Regions from separate parts of the Mus musculus genome. Here region 1 is linked to region 2. Evidence: chromatin loops called from intact Hi-C (ENCODE). Cell type or tissue: heart. All regions are shown on one strand.

What was found. Hi-C counts contacts between places; a loop is a spot of excess contacts. Peaks named below come from ENCODE experiments on the same cell type or tissue, not always from the same donor. Only the 100,000 strongest peaks of a DNase experiment are listed, where the experiment ranks them.
Region 1: it touches region 2 in a loop (7-fold over the local background); 13 of 42 quality-filtered maps call a loop at or near these places.

The regions. Positions count from the first base shown.
Region 1 is chr16:91,356,582-91,361,581 of GRCm38, forward strand. No RefSeq gene overlaps it. Among named protein-coding and RNA genes, the nearest start is that of Ifnar2, 14 kb to the right of the region's middle. In heart, a CTCF peak has its summit at 2,054 (motif pointing right); DNase peaks (open chromatin) are centred at 2,250 and 2,816.
Region 2 is chr16:91,438,605-91,443,604 of GRCm38, forward strand. No RefSeq gene overlaps it. Among named protein-coding and RNA genes, the nearest start is that of A930006K02Rik, 24 kb to the right of the region's middle. In heart, a CTCF peak has its summit at 3,075 (motif pointing left); a DNase peak (open chromatin) is centred at 3,027; H3K27ac peaks cover 2,891 bases.

The sequences.
Region 1 (5,000 bases), 82 kb before region 2:
TACCTGTTCTGTTTGTGATTCACTGAATACATAGTTTCAAAGTTGTAATGCTTGGATAATTTTTGTGCTTTACTGTGCCAAATGATTTTTGTTGGTATCTGTGATTGTCTCACTGGATATAGTTTCTAAGAGATGTAATGTTTGGTTTTTTTAATGTATAAAACCCCCTGCTTGAGAGCTGCAGAATACACAGATTCAAACTGCCTCTGTGTTTGTTTCTGTTTGTCACCACCAAATCCTTACCCACCTAGCTTCAAGGACCCTCATTCCAGGGACCCCCCGTACCCGACTGGGGTGGTCCGTGGATTGAAAACCTCCAGCATCCTTTCAGTCCATTAAGACCTTGCATAGTCAGAGTCATCACTCTGTTTGGATGTAGCACATAGTAGGTGCGCAAGGAAAAGTGTAGTTGAGAAAGGTCTGTGAGCTCTAGCCCCACTGTCACATCCCTCACGTGGCATGACGACCTTCTCAAATTCATGTTCAGTGTGACAGCTGTGGAGTTAATGAGAGCTGCAGATCAGCAGCCGGGACGTGCCAAGGTGCTGCCTGGACAGACAGAGTCCTAGAGGCTGTGGCTGGACAGACTAACTCAAGGACAGACAGAGTCCTGGAGGCTGAGGCTGGACAGACTAACTACTGGACAGACAGTGGGGGTTGAGGCTGGCCAGACTTACTCCTGGACAGACAGCTCTGGAGGCCAAGGCTGGATAAGCTAACCCCTCATTGCTTGAGTCAGATTTCTCTTGTGTATCCAGGAAAGGGCATTCTCTGCCCTTTGTGCCATGTCTGACACAGGCTGAAAGACAGAAAGCGGCTCTGTAGAGGTTGTTGGGACAGCTGAATGACTTGAACATCTGAAATCCAGCTGTGAGCGGTTCCCTTCCATCACTATTAACTTTTTTAAAAAAGATAAATAAAAAAATGAAAGCCAGAAGGGTGTGAGAGGTTAGCCGAGCACTCGCCATGTTTTCCGTTTTCACCATAAGGCTTTGGAAAATAAACGGCTCGGTTGCCGCTGCTCCCACAAACAGCAGGAAGCTGAGGTCGGAGGAAAGCTTAGCCTTTTATGTGAAATGCTCTAGAGTTTGGCTCCCAGTTTTGTCTCTGACCTTGATGATGGACCCTGACCTTCAGGGGCTCAGGGAGAGTTGGTGATGATAAGCCACAGCCAGACAGCATTTTCTGCTTGGAAAACCCGGCGCTTACAGACTATCCCTTGGAGCAACAGACAAGGTGAAAGTCTGTAGTTTTACAAGAAGGTATTAGGAGAGTGGTTATTTGTTTGTTTGAGGGAGGCTGTGGGTACACGAGCTTGGAGGTCAGAGGTCAGCGTCAGGTGGCTTCCCTCAACCCCTCTTCATGCCTCTGAGACAGGGTCTTGTGCTGAATCTAGAACTCAGGCATTTGGTTAGACTGCCCAGCCCGTGAGCTCCAGGGATCTGCCTGCCCTGCATGCCTGCACTGGGACACACATGTGTACAGCTTCCCCAGGGACGCTGGGGCTTTGAACTCTGGTCCTCACACTCCTACAGAGAGTGTTTCACACTGCCCATCTCCCCAGCCCAGACATAATTTCTTTTCAAATATTTTCTGTCTGTGATTTGTTAAATTTGTATCAATTGAGAACCCAGAGGAAGAGGAGAAATCATATTTTAACACCTGATTGAAGATGAATATGTTGTTGAGCCCAGTGGTGAGAGAGAGAGAGAGAGAGAGAGAGAGAGAGAGAGAGAGAGAGAGAGAGAGAGAGAGAGAGAGAGAGAGAGAGAGAGAGAGAGAGAGAGAGAGAGAGAGAGAGAGAGAGAGAGAGAGAGAGAGAGAGAGAGAGAGAGAGAGAGAGAGAGAGAGAGAGAGAGAGAGAGAGAGAGAGAGAGAGAGAGAGAGAGAGAGAGAGAGAGAGAGAGAGAGAGAGAGAGAGAGAGAGAGAGAGAGAGAGAGAGAGAGAGAGTTCTGTAGAGAACATCTAAATGCAGCCCCCTCCCCATTCTCCACAGTTGTCACATGAATTTCATTCGTTTTGAGTCAGTACCATAAATAACCAGCAGAGGGCACTGTTCCCTAATAGAAAAGGAGCTACGAAGACGTCCACAGAATGATTTTCCTAGGGCTGCCTTAACAAAGATCCCCAGGCTGGATGGCTCGCACAATAAAAATACTCTTGTTCACAATCTGGGACTGAAACTCTAGAATTAATGAATGCACAGGGCTGGTTTCTTAACCTAAGGCCTCTCATTGGCTAGTGGCTCAAGTCTTCCCGCAACTTCACAGGGTTTTTCTTCTGTGTCCTGACCCGGAGTGACCGCTCTGTGGTTACAAGTCTTGGTTCAATTCCCAGCATCTACACAGGGGATAAACATTCGTAGCTCTGGTTCTAGAGGACCCAACGCCCTCTTTCAGCCTCCGTGGGGCCCAAGCATGGTCATGGTACGCGTATACGGGCAAAACACACGTGCACATACCATCAAAATAAACAATTTTATTTAAGAGTCAGATTAATTACAGCCCAAACAAATAACCTCAGTTAACTTCTTTCAAGATTATATATCCAAATAAGTCATATTCTAAGAATGTGGCAGATTGCAACATCGGCAGATGAACGGGGTTCGGGGCACAACTCAACACGTAGAAAGAAACTCTTCTGTTCTCAGTGTGACTGACCTTTTAAAAGACATGGACAGGACAGGACAGGCAGCCCTAAGTCCCAATGGTCTGACATCGCAAGAAACCAAACCTGAGAGACGGTACTGCGGATCTTGTTTTAGACTCTCCCTAGGCTATCAATGTATAGTCTAAGTCTCTCTCCACACTACTGGCCCACAGCTCCCAGTGAGCCCGGTGGTCAAGACGGGAGCTGCTGACTACAAGCAAGGCTGGGGTGTCCAATAGGTTAGCCACAACCAACACACTTCCTTTCTGCTTCCTGTATTTTCAATATACAATGAACTTAGCAAAAATACATCTGTGTGTCAAAGCATTTTTGTATTCTGGTTCCTTTTTGTATGGGTGTGTGTGTGTGTGTGTGTGTGTGTGTGTGTGTGTGTGCGCACGCGCACGTGCGCGCGCGCGTGTGTACTGGTATGTGTAGCAACCAGAGGTCAACCTTGTTGGCTTTCTGGGATTTTTGGCAGTTGGCTTCCTGGTTTGTTGATAGAATCTCTCTCTGGCCTGGGGTTCTCTAATTAGCAACACCTGGTTGGGTAACAAGGCCAAGAGATCTGCTCGTCGGCACCCTCACAGAGACAGGGTTACCTCTGCCAAGCCAGCACTAAGGTATCACCCAGACACATTTTTCTAGAATTATATCGCCTACGTGGTTTTGCACCTTGCAATGATTCAATGGTGTACTGGCTTTTTCCTACCAGTATACCGACTTCCATCCCGTGTGCTCAGGGGGATAAGAAGTGAGCTTTGAGCCCCCCTTATGAGACCTTGTGAGATGACCTACCTAAAGCTACAGAAGGCCGGACAGAAACAGGTGGCTGCAACCCTCTGCAGAGGCCAAGCGGTTCTTGAGACACCAAATGGAGGTGTTAAGGCCAAAACAGTTAGTGTTATAACAGGCTTCAAAAGCAGCCTTACAGAATCTCTTCCCAGTGTTGTCATACACACACACACACACACACACACACACACACACACACACACACACACACACACACAGAGGCTGGGCCAGTCCTTGAAGTTGGCTGACCTGCATCTGCACGAGAAATGACTGCTGGAGGACAGTGAAGCTGATTCCAGGAGGGAGAGGAGGAGCCAGGAAAGAGTAGGGGAGCACAGGATTTGTGTGCAGAGCAAATATCCCAGGGCAGAGACTAAATAAAGGCAGAGGTGTTGTGGAGTGAGGGTAAATCAGAATGCAAAGCAGGCGCTTGTGCAAGAGCTGCAGCCCTGAGGGTCTGAGTGGGAAGCAATTCTGAACGCTCTGGGAGCCTGGGGGAGTTTGAGCATCTGCATTAGGAAGCTGGTCTGCTTGGTGTGTGGAAAGTGATAAAAACATAGGGTCTTAAGGTCTCTGTACGTTTGGCATGACCCGCAGGAAAGCAAGCACAAAGCAGACAAACATGGGCCCACAGTCTAAGTGGAATGAAACCTACCCACTGCTGTGGCTTATTAGAAGGTGGACCCTAGCTTGGTCTTCAGGATGATACAAACCCTGTGACAAGCCCTTAGGTCACTGAGACCCTCAACGGCGATGGTGGGATCCCAGTCTCCTCTCCCTCTTGCCATGACAGGTTGCCCTCATCAGTGCTCCAAAGCCACAGGGCTCCAGAATCCTAAACCTGAATAAACCTGTTCTCCTCATAGGCTGCTTGTCACTGGCATTTCACCATAGTGATGGAGCACAAACACCGCATCCCTTCTCTAAGGAAAAGGACACAATGGCACGACAGTAAAAATAATAATAGTAATGATAATAATTAGGAGGCTAGACAGATGGCTCCACAGAGCACTGGCTGCTCTTAAGGGGACCCGGGTTCAGTTCCCAGCACCCACATGGCAGCTCACAGCTACCTTCAGCTATAGTTCCAGGAAATCGAACACTACGCTCTGGCCTCTGAGAGTACCTATACATATGTGCACATACACACAGAGACACATTAATAAAAGTAAAATAAATCATTAAGAAATAAACCAAACTAGGTACAGAGTTTTGCAACAGGGTACAAAACAGCAGCTAGGGTCCTGGAGCTGATGTTCCGCTAGCCTTGGAGTAAGCTGTTTCTTATTACAGCATTGGGGATAGGAATTACCACCACACACCATATCTCACACACATACACACACAAACACTCACATACACACACCACACACACTCACTCACACATACTAACACATATACTCACACACATACACAAACACATACATATACCATCCACACTCACTCATATTAACACATATACACACACACACTCATACTCACACAAACACATACACATACCATACACACTCACTCACACACATACACTTATACACACCATACAAACTCACACTAA
Region 2 (5,000 bases):
CAACCAGAATCCAGCAGACAGCAGACAGCAGACAGCAGACAGCAGACAGCAGACAGCAGACAGCAGACAGCAGACAGCAGACAGCAGACAGCAGACAGAATCCAGCAGATAGCAGACAGCAGAGAACAGACAGAATCCAGCAGGTAGACAGCAGACAGCAGACAGCAGACAGCAGACAACAGACAGAATCCAGCAGATAGCAGACAGCAGAGAACAGACAGAATCCAGCAGGTAGACAGCAGATAGCAGACAGCAGACAGCAGAAAGCAGACAGCAGACACAGCAGACAGAATCCAGCAGACAGCAGCGGGAAGAGCAGCAGCAGCACCCACACCCCTCTCAGGATCAGGACCCTTGCATTTATATACTCTCTCAATAGTCCCCATAATTCCAAATGTCATATACTTGCAAAAAACTATTTGCAACTGGCAAAATGACCCTGCCAGAGCACGAGGTAAATCATAGTCTGCTGCTGTGAACATCCGGAAGCAACCCCACATCCCATACCTGGGACAAAAACATATTTCCATCACATTTCTTTGTTTTTAAAGAAACCAAAATTCTCACTACAGAGCACCAGGCTGTCAACCCAGGGAAGATGTTGTCTCCTTTCAAGTTCAAAGGCAGTTTGGGGTAGGAAGACCTCAGTTTGTTTGTTTGTCTGTGTGTTTGTTTGTCTGTTGTTTTCTTCTCATACCACCTCCAATGGATCAGTGGAGGCCCACCACATTCCAGAGAGCAAACTACTGCTCTGCGCCATCTCTCCTGATGTGACGCTCACCTAAAAAATATTTCACAGTATAAGAGACTAGCATTTCATAAACTGTATCTTTGCAGAAATACAGTTATCCTAAAATCATATCTTAAGAATGTTGTCTAACTAAATAGCTTTAGAGTAGAATATTTAGGATATTCTAGGCAAAAGTGTGTTGTCTGTATGCAGAGCATCTTGCTATTAAGACTAATGATTTTCCAGAGCAGGGAGGAGAACAGAAAGACAGTTGCAATGCGAGACAAGGAAGGAGAGAGGAGCTCTGTCATGAGGCTAGCCAGAGTCGGAGAAGAGCAGACAAACTATCCAGCAAAGGCAAAGTGCCAGTGTCTAAATGGCCAATAGATACAAGTTAGAAATCTCAAACCCCAATCTGTTCAAGATGCAAAAATGGAGAGATCACGTGAGAGTGAACCTGCTGGATATGGAGAACAGAGATGGCAGACTTTCTTGAAGGGAAACACAACCTTACAGAGAGGCCTGGAGGGGTGGAATTCCTCCTGAATGCATTCAAACCCAGTCCACCTGGCCTTGTTTACGCTACTGCGTGTTTTTTTTTTTTTTCAGGAAAATTACTGCAAAAATGCCAGGAAAAGAAATACAATGAAGACTCAGACAAACAAAAGCGAGAGGCTTTGATTTCAAAGGACCTTTATTAAAGATCTTTGGCATTATTTTAGGAAGAAGGAAACTGACCTCAGAGGGAAGGGGTGCTATTTTCGAATACAGGAAAAGCCTGGGAAGTACACTGGCCAATCAAAACAAATATTGGTTCATTATATCAAACAGCAACAGTTCAAACAAGCCCTCTATAGTATAGCATTGGAGCAGGGTCCTCTTGATTCCCATGATCAAGAATATGAATATGAAACTGTTTGCAAGCCACTAAGAGAACAAATTTTACATTATAGCAACATTAAATCTTATCTATAGAATAATACCTATGTTAATTAAGTTAGTCATCTCATAATGCATACACATTTTAAATGTTTATGTTTTACACAACAAATAGAGACAGCTTTGCAACTAAAGATAAAATCCAGGCATGGTGGACCATACTTTACCCCACCCAAGAGACAGTTGGAAAACTGATAGGAGCTAAGGTCAACCTGAGCTACATAGTGGACTTGAGGCCAGCCTGGGCTACATGACACCCATCTAAAAAATACAGTTTGGTTTTTTTTTTTTTAACTTTGAACAACTGTAGTTATTTAAAGTAACTAAAATGAAAGAAAAGAACTTTTTGCTTAATTATATCATTTCATTTTTCTTTCATTTTTGAGAATATAATATAATCACAACATTTTGCCCTTCCCTTTCATCTCTCTGGACCTCCCTGTATTCCTCATCTTGCACTCCTTCAAGTTCATGGTCTCTCCTTTTTAAAAATGTTGTTACATGTGTATATGTATATGTGTCTGTGTATACATGTGTGTGTGTGTGTGTGTGTATTCCTAAATGTGACCTGCTCAGTCTATATGATTGCATTTGTATGTACATTTTCGGGGCTGGCCCCTTGGTCCTGGATAACAAATTGCTGCGCACTTTCCCGGGGAGGACTCCCACTGTCAACATCCCTTCGCTGTCTGAAGCTCTTTGTCTGGGGTTAAGGCCTCATTAGCCTCAGAAGGGGAAAATTTTAAATCCAAGGATCTCTGCCTTCTTGTTGCTTGGGAGGAAAAGAGTAATTACACGTGACCTCTCTGAAACACACAGGAGTTGACTATGTTCAAATTTCTAGAGCACTCTCATTACCAGAGAAGTGTTTCTCCATGGGAGTTGGTTTTGTCCCCCAGGGGACGTGAGGAAATACCTGGAAACACAGTTGACTGTCTCAGCTGGCTAGGTTATCACTGGTACCTAGTAAAGAAAGCTGGCCAAGCTTAGAACCCAAAGTTATGCAAGCAGTCCCCCACACTCACAAGTTACCAGGTCTAAGATGGCCACAGTGGACAGGTTAAACCCCTGCTGGAAAGGTGAAAGTGAACTAAAAAGAACTATTCAGAGACAAGACCACTCCTACAAGAGAGAAAAAGACTTTTTTTCTTTAAAAGGTGGGGCAAAAGAAAAACACAAATAACGTAAATAAATCCCAAAGCAAAAAGACTACGTGAGCCAACAAGCGTTCGAATGGTCATGTTTGCTTGTTTAATCAAATCAAAGAGTGACTTCTGGGGCTAGAGAGGTGGTTTATCAGTCAAGAGCACCCGTGGCTCTGGAAGCGGACTTGGGCTCACTTCCCAGCAATCACGTGGCAGCTTACAACTGCCTGTAACTCCAGCTCCAGGGAGCTGAGGCCCTCTTCTGACCTCTTTGGCCACAAGGCATGCATGTGGTGCACACTCAGCATACATTCAAGCAAATGTTTATAAAATAAGAACAAATAGACCCTTTAAAAGTTTGCTCAGGCCTTGCAAACTGGTGCTGGTATTTGGTCTCAGCAATCTCTATTTTTCTCATGAATAACATTTTCTGTCCAGGCTTACAGAAAGGGTGGTGTTCGTTAGGTGTCACATTCTTGGTGCCAAGGTAGGGGACACTGCCTATGCAGCTCCCAACCATCTGAGAAGCTGTCTGCATTTGCTGATAGGGCATCGTGAGCGCCTCCCCTGTGGAGCCTGCAGGGGCCTCACAGGGAGAGATCCAGGAGTTCAAAGATGAGTTCTAAGGTCTGGGGAATTAAGATAACAGTTGTCTTCCTCGTAGATGTGCTTGGAACCTTGTTTTCTTTCTCTTGCCTCTTAAGGTAGCATAGTCTCACCACGTAACACAGGTTGGCTTGAAGTCATGGTTTTCCTGCCTGAGACTTCTAAGAGCTAGATAAAAAGGCATGCATCGCCGGGCATGGTGGTGCACACCTTTAATTCCAGCACTCGGGAGGCAGAGGCAGGCAGATTTCTGAGTTCGAGGCCAGCCTGGTCTACAAAGTGAGTTCCAAGACAGCCAGGACTATACAGAGAAACCCTGTCTCGGAAAAAAAAAAAAAAAAAAAGAGGCATGCACCATCACATCCTGACTGAACATGTTTTTTTTTTTTTTTTTAAATGTGATATTGATGAAAAAGCACTACCTATTAAAAGCTCGTTATTTGCCAGGTCCTCTATTCTTCTACAGGGATCTCCCACATAGAATAACAAGCAGCCACAGAGCCCTTGGAGCCGCATGGTGTGGGTGGCTGTGCTGAGGCTCTGGCTGTGCTGATAGGATGTGGGCAAAGCTGCTAACTTCACAGCCAGGGAGTGGAGGCAGGAAGAACCCCCAAAGGCAAGGCAAAAGAATTTCTGAGTATTCAAGGTGTTAGGGTCACGGTCAACACCAGCAGGGTGTCCTCTGGGACACCAAGATGTCCTGGCAGAATGTGTCCTCCTGTTTACAGAAGGCCCAAGACACAAACTCTCTCCCTCTCCTCCCCATCCCTGGCCTCCTTTGCTGGCTCTAGCCTGCAACCCCGGGTTGCCTGGGTTGCCCACAGGTTCACTGTGCTTCTTCACAGGGCCCCCTGCTCCAGTGGCTGGATTAACTTCAAAGCACCCCATTTTTCTGTCACTATGGATGTCAGCCTTGCAGCCATGGGGGTGGAGGGGGATGGAAATGCCCTAGTCAGTTTTCCATGCACAGTTCCCCCAACAAGCCACAAATAAAACCATTGGCAGCATAGGCAGAGTTTTAGGGGACAGTGACGCTGGCACTCTCCGTCCCAGGAACGTGCCTGTCCCCTTTGATACTGGCTTTAAGATAAACCAGGTGCAATCTCATTTGGATGAAGTCTGTCTTAGCCACTTTTACTTAATGCTGCCCCCATTGCAACTCAAAATTGAGAATCCACTGATCCTGCTGGCACCCAGGACCACGCTCTTGTCAGCAAACCTCACCCCACCACATACACACCCCAAAATAAATTGCAGCGGAAACAACCCTAGCTAGCTGGCTCCTTCGTTCATTCCACAGCTCCTCGGGCTAAACCCAGTAGGCTTGGACAAGTGTTTTCTGGGAAATGGTTACTTCTGTTTTTAATTCTCAGCTAGCTGGATTCACTCGGTACTCAGACCTGTTCAGGAAATCAGAAGTTAACTCCGTTTCTTTTTAGAGGCCTTTGATCACCTTGGAGCCGTGTCTTTCTGCCCCACCAGTGCTACTGGGGAGCAGCTCTCTATGTCGCTGCTACTCCTCCCTGTGTGGTAGCACCTGGCATGACTCATTCTACAGAGTTAGTACTCAGAATGAGGAC